2 separate regions of the Mus musculus genome follow, and region 2 is linked to region 1. Evidence: chromatin contacts called from ENCODE Hi-C or POLR2A ChIA-PET data. All regions are on one chromosome and are shown on one strand. The core of a region is the stretch at or near the end of the contact, and the rest is flanking DNA. Distances in the headings are between cores, read along the strand shown.

Region 1 (4,610 bases), core at 725-3,224:
ATCAGAAGGCTTCTCACGCTACTACTGCCTGTGCCAAGAATCCCAAACTACACTGATCCCAAGCCAGTCCTTTCTCCAAAAGAAAAGAAGTCTTATCTAACCAATAAACAAGCTTCTCTCCCTAGCCAGGGAAGGATCAAACTAAGGAGGGGCGGGCCGGGGTACAGGGAGGGACGCCAGGCCAGCTGCCCGAGACCCCGGGTCTGGGTCGATGCACCCCACCCCAGTCCCGGAGCTCAGGCCGCCAGGCTGGGCACAAACCCGAAGTGGTGGGGCCGGACAGTGCCGCGCACCCGGGCGCAGAGAAGGTGGCGAGGCGCCGTTACCTGGAAGATGAAGGCCGCCAGGCTCTCATCTCCTCTGAGCCCCTCCTGTCCCGTCCCTCCCCGGCCCAACTGCAAACGAAAGCCTCCAGAGTCCCGGTATGCCGTCCACCAGGAGCGAGGCCGGAGACCCCGGAGCCCGGATGGGGGTAACTCCCTGGTGTCAAGCCTCGCAGAGGTTCCCGCAGAAAAAGGCACGGAAAGCAACCGCCTAGTCCAGAAATGGCGACGCGCGGAGTCTCGGCCTCTCCGCAAAAGGGGCGGCAAGGAGGAACGGGGGGACGGGAGCGCCCTGGGCTCTGGCCGGTTCTACCCTCAGACTGAGCCTTCACCAGCGCTCCCGGCACCTAAGCGCGGACCCGCGGATGGGAGGGGGAGACTAGTGGGGAAAGAAGTGGGAGGGGGCGGTGGAAGGGCGGGGAGGGCAAGCGGGGGGCGCCGCCACCCTTTCATCCCACCTTCCAAAAGCACTCGCATGAACACGCACACCCCAACTCATCCACACCCACGGCGACTCGACCCCCGAGGGCGAGCTGCCCGTCTCCGCCTCCGTCCCCAACGCCACTTGGAGAAGTCTCCCTGACCGGCCCCCCGCCACCCCGGACCCCGCGCAGGGGAGGGGACTCCAGCTCACCGCGCGCAGGGCCGCCCGGCCAAACCCCCCGGAGCGCTGGGCGCCGAGCCCGCCGCTTCCCCTCCGCGCGGGCCCGGAGCGCGCCCCGAAATAGCCGGCCTGCCAACTTCAAAGCGCCGCCCCGCACATCAAAGCGCGCCGGCCGCCGGACCGCCGCGGCCTCGGCACTCACCATTGATCCGCTGGCGCACTCCTTGCGGAGACCTCGCAGGCGCCGCGGGCAGAGCCCCTGCCCGGGTCCCCCGCTGGACTCGCAGAGGCTGCCCCGGGGCCCCCCCGGGCCCGCCCGGGCGTGGGGAACATGAGGAGTCTCGCGGAGGCGGAGGAGGGGGTGCACGGAAAACAACGATCCCGAGGTCTGCGCCGGGTTTTTTTTGGGGGGGGGGATCGTGCGCCCCGCTGCCCCTTTTATGCAAAAGATCCGAGTGGGCCTCCGCCCCCACCGCGGCCGCCCCCGGCCCCCGCCCGGCCGGCTTTCAACCCAGGTCCTGTTTCCAGCAGTCACTAGGCGCACCAAATGTCCTCCGGGCGCTTCCAACAAAAACTGCGCTGTGGATTTAACTGTGCACTTCAAAGGCGCGAGCCGAGCGCACGGTCCTGGAAGGGAGGTATGCGAGCCGCACCCGGGCCAGCCCAGCGCGCTCCAGCGCCCCTTTTGGGGGGCCGTGCAATCCGCACCCCTCTACTACCCCGGCCTGCTCCCGGTCGCCCCCTCCCGCGGCCCCGCGCCCCGCTGCCAACCGCCCCCGGCCGCACGGAGCTTTCTTAGAAACGGCTGCGACGGGACCGAGCCTCCGACCCCACCTTTTACAGCAAAGCTCTCCTTTGGGGAGGCGGACGCCTCGGCCTCCGGGTGGCCCCGAAATCCATCGCGAACGGCTGCTTATTTTTATTTCCCGGTTCTTGGGCTGTTACTGAGTTGCCAGGACCTTATCAAAGCGCAGCCGGCTCCAGCCGACTCCCCCGGGCCGGGCTCGGGGAGCCAGTGATCCCGCCGCGCCAATCACAGAGGCGCTCGGCCGGCCCGCGCGCCGCCCGCCTTAAAGGGACAGCGCGCGCCCGCTCTGCCCCGCCCCGGCCCGGCCCCCGTGGCACACTCAGCTCCCGCGTTAACCCTTCCTTGGCCCTCGTCTGCCCCCCGCCGGCTGCTGGCGGCCCCGGGGTGTTCTCGGCCGGAGTTCTGATTGATTTCATGTTTCAAGTTCTCCAGCCTCTGCTCATGTCTCCTCCCCCTGCCTACCTAGCGCTCTCCAGCTCTAGAATGCCAGTTTCTCTCTGGCCATTGCAAGAACTGCAATAAAGCACCCGCCCCCCCCCCGCCCCCCTCCATCAAATCAAACACGTTCCTACCTTTTTTCAAATTTCCCTGGGAATTTGGAGAGCCTTCTGGTAGGAGCTAGATCCGCTGGCCAATTCTTAGGGCGTACTCTGACTCAGAAGGCATGATGTGTGTGTATGTGTGTGTGTGTGTGTGTGTGTGTGTGTGTGTGTGTGTGTGCACTTGTGCTCCAGTATCTATTTGCACTAATATAGAAATAGTTTGTGGACAGTTGTGTTTGGATGAAGATGGGCGGTTGTGAATTTGTCTCCACAGTGGAATCAAGGTGCGCACCTCAGTTCCCCAATATTGCAACCTTACACATCAGTCAGCACCTTCCTTGCACACTCATGGACCTCTTTCCCCAACAAATCCGTGCCCACCACACTCTCCCAAAGGGCTGCCACCATCCCATATGTTACTTATTAAACAGCCGTGGAATGCCTCCCACACATACGCGGTGTTAAAGTATTAAAAATTCACCCCACTGTCACCTTCGAATTCCTTTCCACATTCTCCCCAAAATATTTATAAGGCACGGGCCTTAAAAAAATATGCCATAAGTTCAGAACACTTATTCATTCATCTGTTGTTGTAGAGCATTTCCCCGTGGATGAGCTGATAAACTTGCGGGGGGGGGGGGGGGGGGGGAATGGAAGTGAGTAGGTAGCCTGATAGAGTTCTTACTTCACAAACGCTCAGTTCCGCCCCAACCCCTGCACCACATAAGCCAGAGTTGGTGACACATGGCTGCCACCCCAAGGTAGAGCCAATCAATAGAATGAGAATTCCAAGACCAACTTAGTAAAATGGAAGCCAGCCTGGGCTACCTAAGGCTCAATCTCTCAGAGACAAAGCAGTAACACAACAGCAGCAACAAAATATCAACAGCGGAGCCCAGGGCAAAGTAATCCAAAGAGAGGAAAGCCGAGAGAAGCAAGGGCCTGGCCTTCTGAAGGGAGGGCGAACATTCCGCTTTGGAGACTTTGAAACAGGTAAGAAACATGGCTGTCCAAAGAGGGAAAAGTGTCCCCCATGTTCTACTGGAGAAAGAACCCGGGCTGCAGCAAAGGGCCAGAGAGCTCACACACCTTAGGCCTCAAATTCCACAGCCTAGAAAGGAGGCCCGGTGGGTCTCATCCTCCTGCTCTTCCTCCATGGTCAATGTACCTGGGTTTCCTTGCAACCAGAGCTGACCTCTCTAAAGCCAGCAGTCCCGGCTGTGAAATGTGGTCCTTCCGGGGAAGACCAGAGGAAGCGTGTTCCCATAATGCATCTGTATCTTGAGACAACTACCAGGTGTGAGGATACTGGGTGGCTCTCCATTCTCTCTGCCTTCCAGCTCTGACATGGTATATGGAATCCTAGACCAAAGGCATACCCGCCCACCTCCTCCATCAACCCCAGCAAAACTGTTTCCTGAGGGTCCTTGGGCCACAGAGGTATTGTCACAGAAACAGAAGTGTAGAGAGAGGCATGAACTGCCATAGAAGCAAGTACAGTGCAAAAACCCAAGGGTGTACACATATGTACCCCACCCCACCCCTGATTCTTCTCTCTCTCTCTCTCTCTCTCTCTCTCTCTCTCTCTCTCTCTCTCTCTCTCTCTCTCTCGGGGAGGGGACATAGAATCATCAAACCATCCCAAATCAAAATAAACAAGGTTCAGAAAAGAGGAGGCTTTCAGAAAGGAATTGGAACCTGGGTCTTCATGGGTGGTTTCCTCCCTTGAGTTGTCCCCACTGACCCCCCACTGCCCCTGAGCCACCCACAGTCATCACAGGCTGCCTTTAAACCGGAGAGCTTGGCTGCTCCTTCATTACCCCAGGGCTGGGGCAGTGGAGGAAGTGCAGCCCGGGGAGTCCCTTGTGGTTGGGATCTTCTCCACAACAGCCCCTCTGGGAGCTGGGCTTCCAGAGCAGGTGTTAGGGTCACCTCAGGCCAACAACTCCCTCTACTGTCTCTAGCATCTCACCCAACTTCATGTATACAGGAACATTTTGCATCTAGCCAAAGAGGCTGGGTGAGCCCTGAGAGGCTGGAAGCCCTCTCTGGCGCCCGGGTCTTTAACTCACTTGTTGCTAATGTTATTAGAGGAACATCCAAAGGCCGTCGATCATTCGCAACCCCTTTCTCAAGATAGCAGCTTGCCATTTTCCTCTTCTCCCTGGCAGCAGCATTATCATGTGACTTGTTGTAATCCTGCATGGTTGCCTAGAAACTGGAAAGCAAGGGGATGGATTTCTGCACATGCTCACTCAGTGCCCCCCCCCAACCCCCCTTTAAAGTAAAACCTTACAGAGGATAAGACAGTCCACTTGGCTTAAGTGTAGGCA
Region 2 (4,610 bases), core at 530-3,029, 510 kb before region 1:
AAATAAATAAATAAATAAAAAAGAATGTTTTCTCCGCGTCCAATCAGTTTATTGGGGGAAAGTAACGAAAGAATTAAAAGGAAAACCATTCATTCAGACCATTCTTGTATCTCCCACTGAGCCTGCTGTTCCCATCCTAGTAACTACTGTCAAGTTGGGCATAGTGCCGACACCTGTAAACCAATACTCAGGAGACAGAGGCAGGAGATTGAAAGTTGACACTCAGCCTGAGTTATATAGCAACATTGTCTCAAAAACAGTAACTAACAGCTCCTTTTTTTGGTTTTTCAAGACAGGGTTTCTCTGTATAGCCCTGGCTGTCCTGGAGCTCACTCTGTAGACCAGGCTGGTCTTGAACTCAGAAATCCGCCTGCCTCTGCCTCCCAAGTGCTGGGATTAAACGTGTGCACCACCACTGCCTGGCTAGCGGTGACTCTTAAATCCTACTGATGCCCAACGTCCTCTGTCATTTGAAAACAATCATAATATTTTGAGCTGACTCACTTTGTCCACAGGATCAACGGCATCCCTTCCAGTGTCACTCAAAGATATTCAATAAGGAAAAGAGTAATGGTTCTGTTATTTAACTGCAGGTTGGCAAGATCCATCTCAGCCCCTTACGCTTACCTTGTCAGCCATAAGACACGGGGGTAGATCTAAGATGACCAATGAGACGCCATACTCATGGTGACAGGACTTTCCCCATTCCTATCAAGTCCCTACGTGGCACGTTCATCCTTCATACCAAGCAGACGCTTTTTGAGTGAGAAAAGAAAAAAAAGATGAATGTTTCTGTCCATTTAGTTTGTGTTTTCTAATTGAGGGCCTTTTCCATTTTTGTTTGTTTGGTTGGTTGGCTGGTTTTTTGTTCTGCTTTGTTTTGGGGGTGGGTTGGGGGGTGGGACAGGGTTTCTCTGTATTTCTCAGTTTATTAACGACTGATTTTGAAATTTAAGCTAACTGCTGTGCTCAGTGAACTTCTGAATTCTGGAGCTCAAGAGGGTGACACTGACTAGAAAGGATCCTAGAGACTACGCTGAGTGTAGCTCATCTCGGTACTGCACATCTGGGCTGAGATTTTATTTTTACAGGATGAAATTTAAAAAGAAAAAAAAAATAAATCACCATGGCCCCATTCAGTCTACCTACCTTTATAAAGGAGAAATCTCCAGCTGCTGTTTTTCCATTTATGTTTTTCTAAGGACAATGCATGTCTGGCAAAGGGGTGTGGCCTTCACCCTAATAAAAGAGACAGAGTGGAAAGTCAGAAGGCCTCCACATCCTAGTCCAACGTGGATGGTGTCGCTGAAGAAGTGTGCAGGGAGCCATCGTACAGTCACTGCAGGGACCGGGGGCCTAAGATGCTTCGGTTCTATAACCGGAACATCTCCCGCCAAGTGGGTCTCGCCAGACGTGCTAGCTGGTTGCCCATAGCAACTTGCACGGCCGGTGCAGACGCCACCCAGTCTCTGCTTGAGTCAAAAGTGGGGGGCCTCCCCGGAACTCAGAGTTCGCGTCTTCTACCCAGGGAGCAACCGGAAAGGCCCGCGTTGTTCCCAAGAGACATCCTGCCCCCGAGGTCCCCTCTGCTTCCGCCGCAGCCATCCCTCCCACCACATCCGCTCCTCCCCAACGATCAACACCTTCCTCCTCCTCCCCTGCCCAGCCCTGACGGTTCCTCATACCACCCTCACCCGGACAGGCCTCTAGGCCGCCCTCAAGCTGCCACGGTGGTCCTAGCACGCATGCGCCTCGCGCGGACGCACCTCACCCTTTCACGCATGCCCCGCCCACACCGCCCACTAGCAAGACCCGTCTTCCCGCCCCTCAATCGTCGCCCCGCCTCCTATCTGCGCTCTTCCCTCCTAAGGCTCCTCCTCCAAACACTGAGCCCGCCCCACTCCTCCAGAAAGGCCCCGCCCATGTGCTGTAACCCCGCCCCGAAGGCGTGACCTCTGTCCATTTCACAACACTCACGCTGTGTGTGGTTGACTAAAGTAGTAAGGGGGCGATGTAGTGTCGGACAGTCCCCAGTCGTCGCTGTTTCGCGTCGGCCCTCACGGGGGCGCCGCGACCCGCTCCTCGCGGGCGGTGCAGGGTCACGGAACCACCTGCCGTGGGCTGAGCCTGAGTAATTTAACCACTGGGTCCAAATAAGTCAGCCGTGTCCGCGGCTTGACACATCACCCGCTTGGACTTTCCCTTCTTAGTCGGTTTGCCCGACTGTCGCGGCCTCACCGCTGTCAGGAAGCAGGGCTGCATCCTAGGGCGTGGGGCATAGGGTTGCCTTTGGTACTTGGGGAACTAAGAGCTTAGAGCTCGGACCCCCAGGAGACTCTGGAAGGGGAAACCCCAGGGCCAGATCTCCTGATCCCCGCCCCCAGCATATACCTATTCAATCCTTTTGCATCTCTGGGCGCTTCTGGCCCCAGGAAGGTCAAACAAGGGGATGATGCCACTATTTTATCAACATCCTCTCATCCTTGGAAGTTAAAGACTGCATACCCCACATGTCTGTACCCTTCTTCCTACCCAACCCCCAAACTTTTTGCTCTCTTCTTGCCTTGTGCACACTGCTCTAATTATCCTTGCCCAGTTATTATAACAAGGCTCATATATGTTGTCCTTACTGCCCTTACCAAGTTGACAAAAGTGGCTTATTTGGGGAGGGTCTCCTGTCAAGGCTGGCCTTGAACTCACTATGTAGCAGAGAATGTTCCTGTGTCTGACTTCTGAGCACTGTATACACACATACAGAGAGAGACACATACATGTATATTCTTTCAAATTTTCATACTTCGGTTATATTTCCCCAGGACCCCCTCTGATCCTCTTTCTCCTCCCATGAGGTCACTCCCCAACAACCTGACCATTTTTTTCTCCCGGGACATTTTTAATCAGCTGTAGACATGATGCCCCTTTAGTGTAAATACTCCAGAGCATGCTTCTAAACAAGCAATTTTTTCTAAGTAGTCACAGGACACCTACACTGGGAATTCCTACCAATCACTCTGATTGCAGTCTAACACCACAAGGTTCCTGCTTTCCATTTTTCTGTGTGCACTCCCTTCCATACTAATGAAAAGTCTGTCTCCCACTATTCATAATTTACTTCTGCATTTAACTGCTCTGTGGTACAATATGCACTGAGGGTAATTTCAGAATAACTAATCCATATCATTGCAGACAAATAGTCCTGCCAATAATCAGAAATTATTCATGGTCCCGTGTAGCCAGAGGATGCACAGTAGGCTTTGCAGTTTACATCATCTAGGTGAATTCTTCCCTACTCAGTCCAGCACCACATCTGACCTGAAACTTACTAGATAGCCTAGGCTGGCCACAGATTCACAACTATCTCCTGCCTCAGCCTCTGGGGTGGTAGGATCACAAGTATGCATAATCACACCCATTGTTAAATGTGTCACTCTTTTCTCTTTCTTTCTTTCTTTCTTTCTTTCTTTCTTTCTTTCTTTCTTTCTTTCTTTCTTTCATCACATAACATGGCAGATGCGTGGTGCATACTTTTAAACCCAGCACCATGGGAGGCAGAGTCAGTTAGAGATAGGCTTTATAATCTCCTTTGAAACACACCTCCCTGCAGACCTGTAAGGGAGTTTCTTGATTAGGTTAAGTGAGGTAGAAAGACCGAACTTAAATGTTTGTGGCACCATCACGTGGTCAGGGGGCCTGGACTGAAGGCAAACACCCAGAGAGTCATAGCTCTCTGGGTCTAGACTGTGGACACAATGTAACTAGCTGCCTCTGGCTTAAGCTGCCATGCCTCTCCCACAGTAATATAGATTGAGTCCTCTGAAACTATAAGCTAAAATGGGCTTCTCCTTAAGTTTCCACTCCTCAGTCATTTGGTCACAGCAGTGAGAGAGGTGACTAGCACAGGAGGAGACTAGATGACGACCAGTGTGGCCCCCCATGAATTGGATTGGTGGCACTATGAGACTTCAGACCACAGCATATTACTTAAGAACCGAACAGTAGAGTTGACAGACAGCACCTACTAGCACGCTGATCTTGAGTTCCACAACTCCCAGAACTGTGAGAAATGAATTTCTGTTGTTCTTATAGGCATCTGGAGAGGTGTGTCAGTCTGTTAAGATGTCATATGGAGGTAGAAAAGGCTAGTGAAGGACTCATGTGTGTGCAGGGTTATGGACTAAGCCCTGGTTCTCAGAGGCAAACTGGCAGAGGGCCAGCTCATCTCCTGAGAGGAAGCCCCAGAGTGTGAATGTGGGAATGGCTTCCCTGAGGCCATACTGGGTTTCCCAGAAAAGGGCAATGTCCCAACTGTGCTCTAAAAACGGTAGGCAGTTAACAGCCTGAGAACTCCACAAATGTGGACAAAGTCTGAATTTTCTTTCTGTTTTTAAATTTTAGAGTATTTATTTGTGTGTGGGGTGTGTGTGTGTGTATGTGTTGAGCTTGCACATTCTCATACACATGCCACAACAGACAAATGAAGGTAAGAGAGAACTTCAGGTCTCTTTCCATCATGTACGCTCTGGGATCAAACTCAGGTCCTCAGCCCTATCTGGCATCAAGTGCCCTTACCCATCCAGCTATCACGGCCCTCCCCCTTTTTCATGTCTTGC

The links. A loop is a pair of places that touch in the nucleus more often than their neighbours do. ChIA-PET counts read pairs that join two places held with the same protein, here RNA polymerase II (POLR2A).
Region 2: a map of gastrocnemius shows a loop between it and region 1 (6-fold over the local background). The contact joins the promoter of Amz2 here to the promoter of Axin2 in region 1. A Hi-C loop is called at or near these places in 2 of 37 maps with a recorded cell type or tissue (T-helper 17 cell and gastrocnemius). POLR2A ChIA-PET finds 5 or more read pairs at or near these places in 1 of 5 experiments (embryonic stem cell).

What each region holds. Positions count from the first base shown.
Region 1 is chr11:108,917,713-108,922,322 of GRCm38, reverse strand. It overlaps Axin2 (axin 2), which reads right to left and starts at 1,974. Exons shown (of 11, transcript NM_015732.4): 1 at 1,762-1,974.
Region 2 is chr11:109,423,115-109,427,724 of GRCm38, reverse strand. It overlaps Amz2 (archaelysin family metallopeptidase 2), which reads right to left and starts at 1,779. Exons shown (of 9, transcript NM_025275.4): 1 at 1,695-1,779; 2 at 1,150-1,239; 3 at 628-755. The coding sequence starts at 639.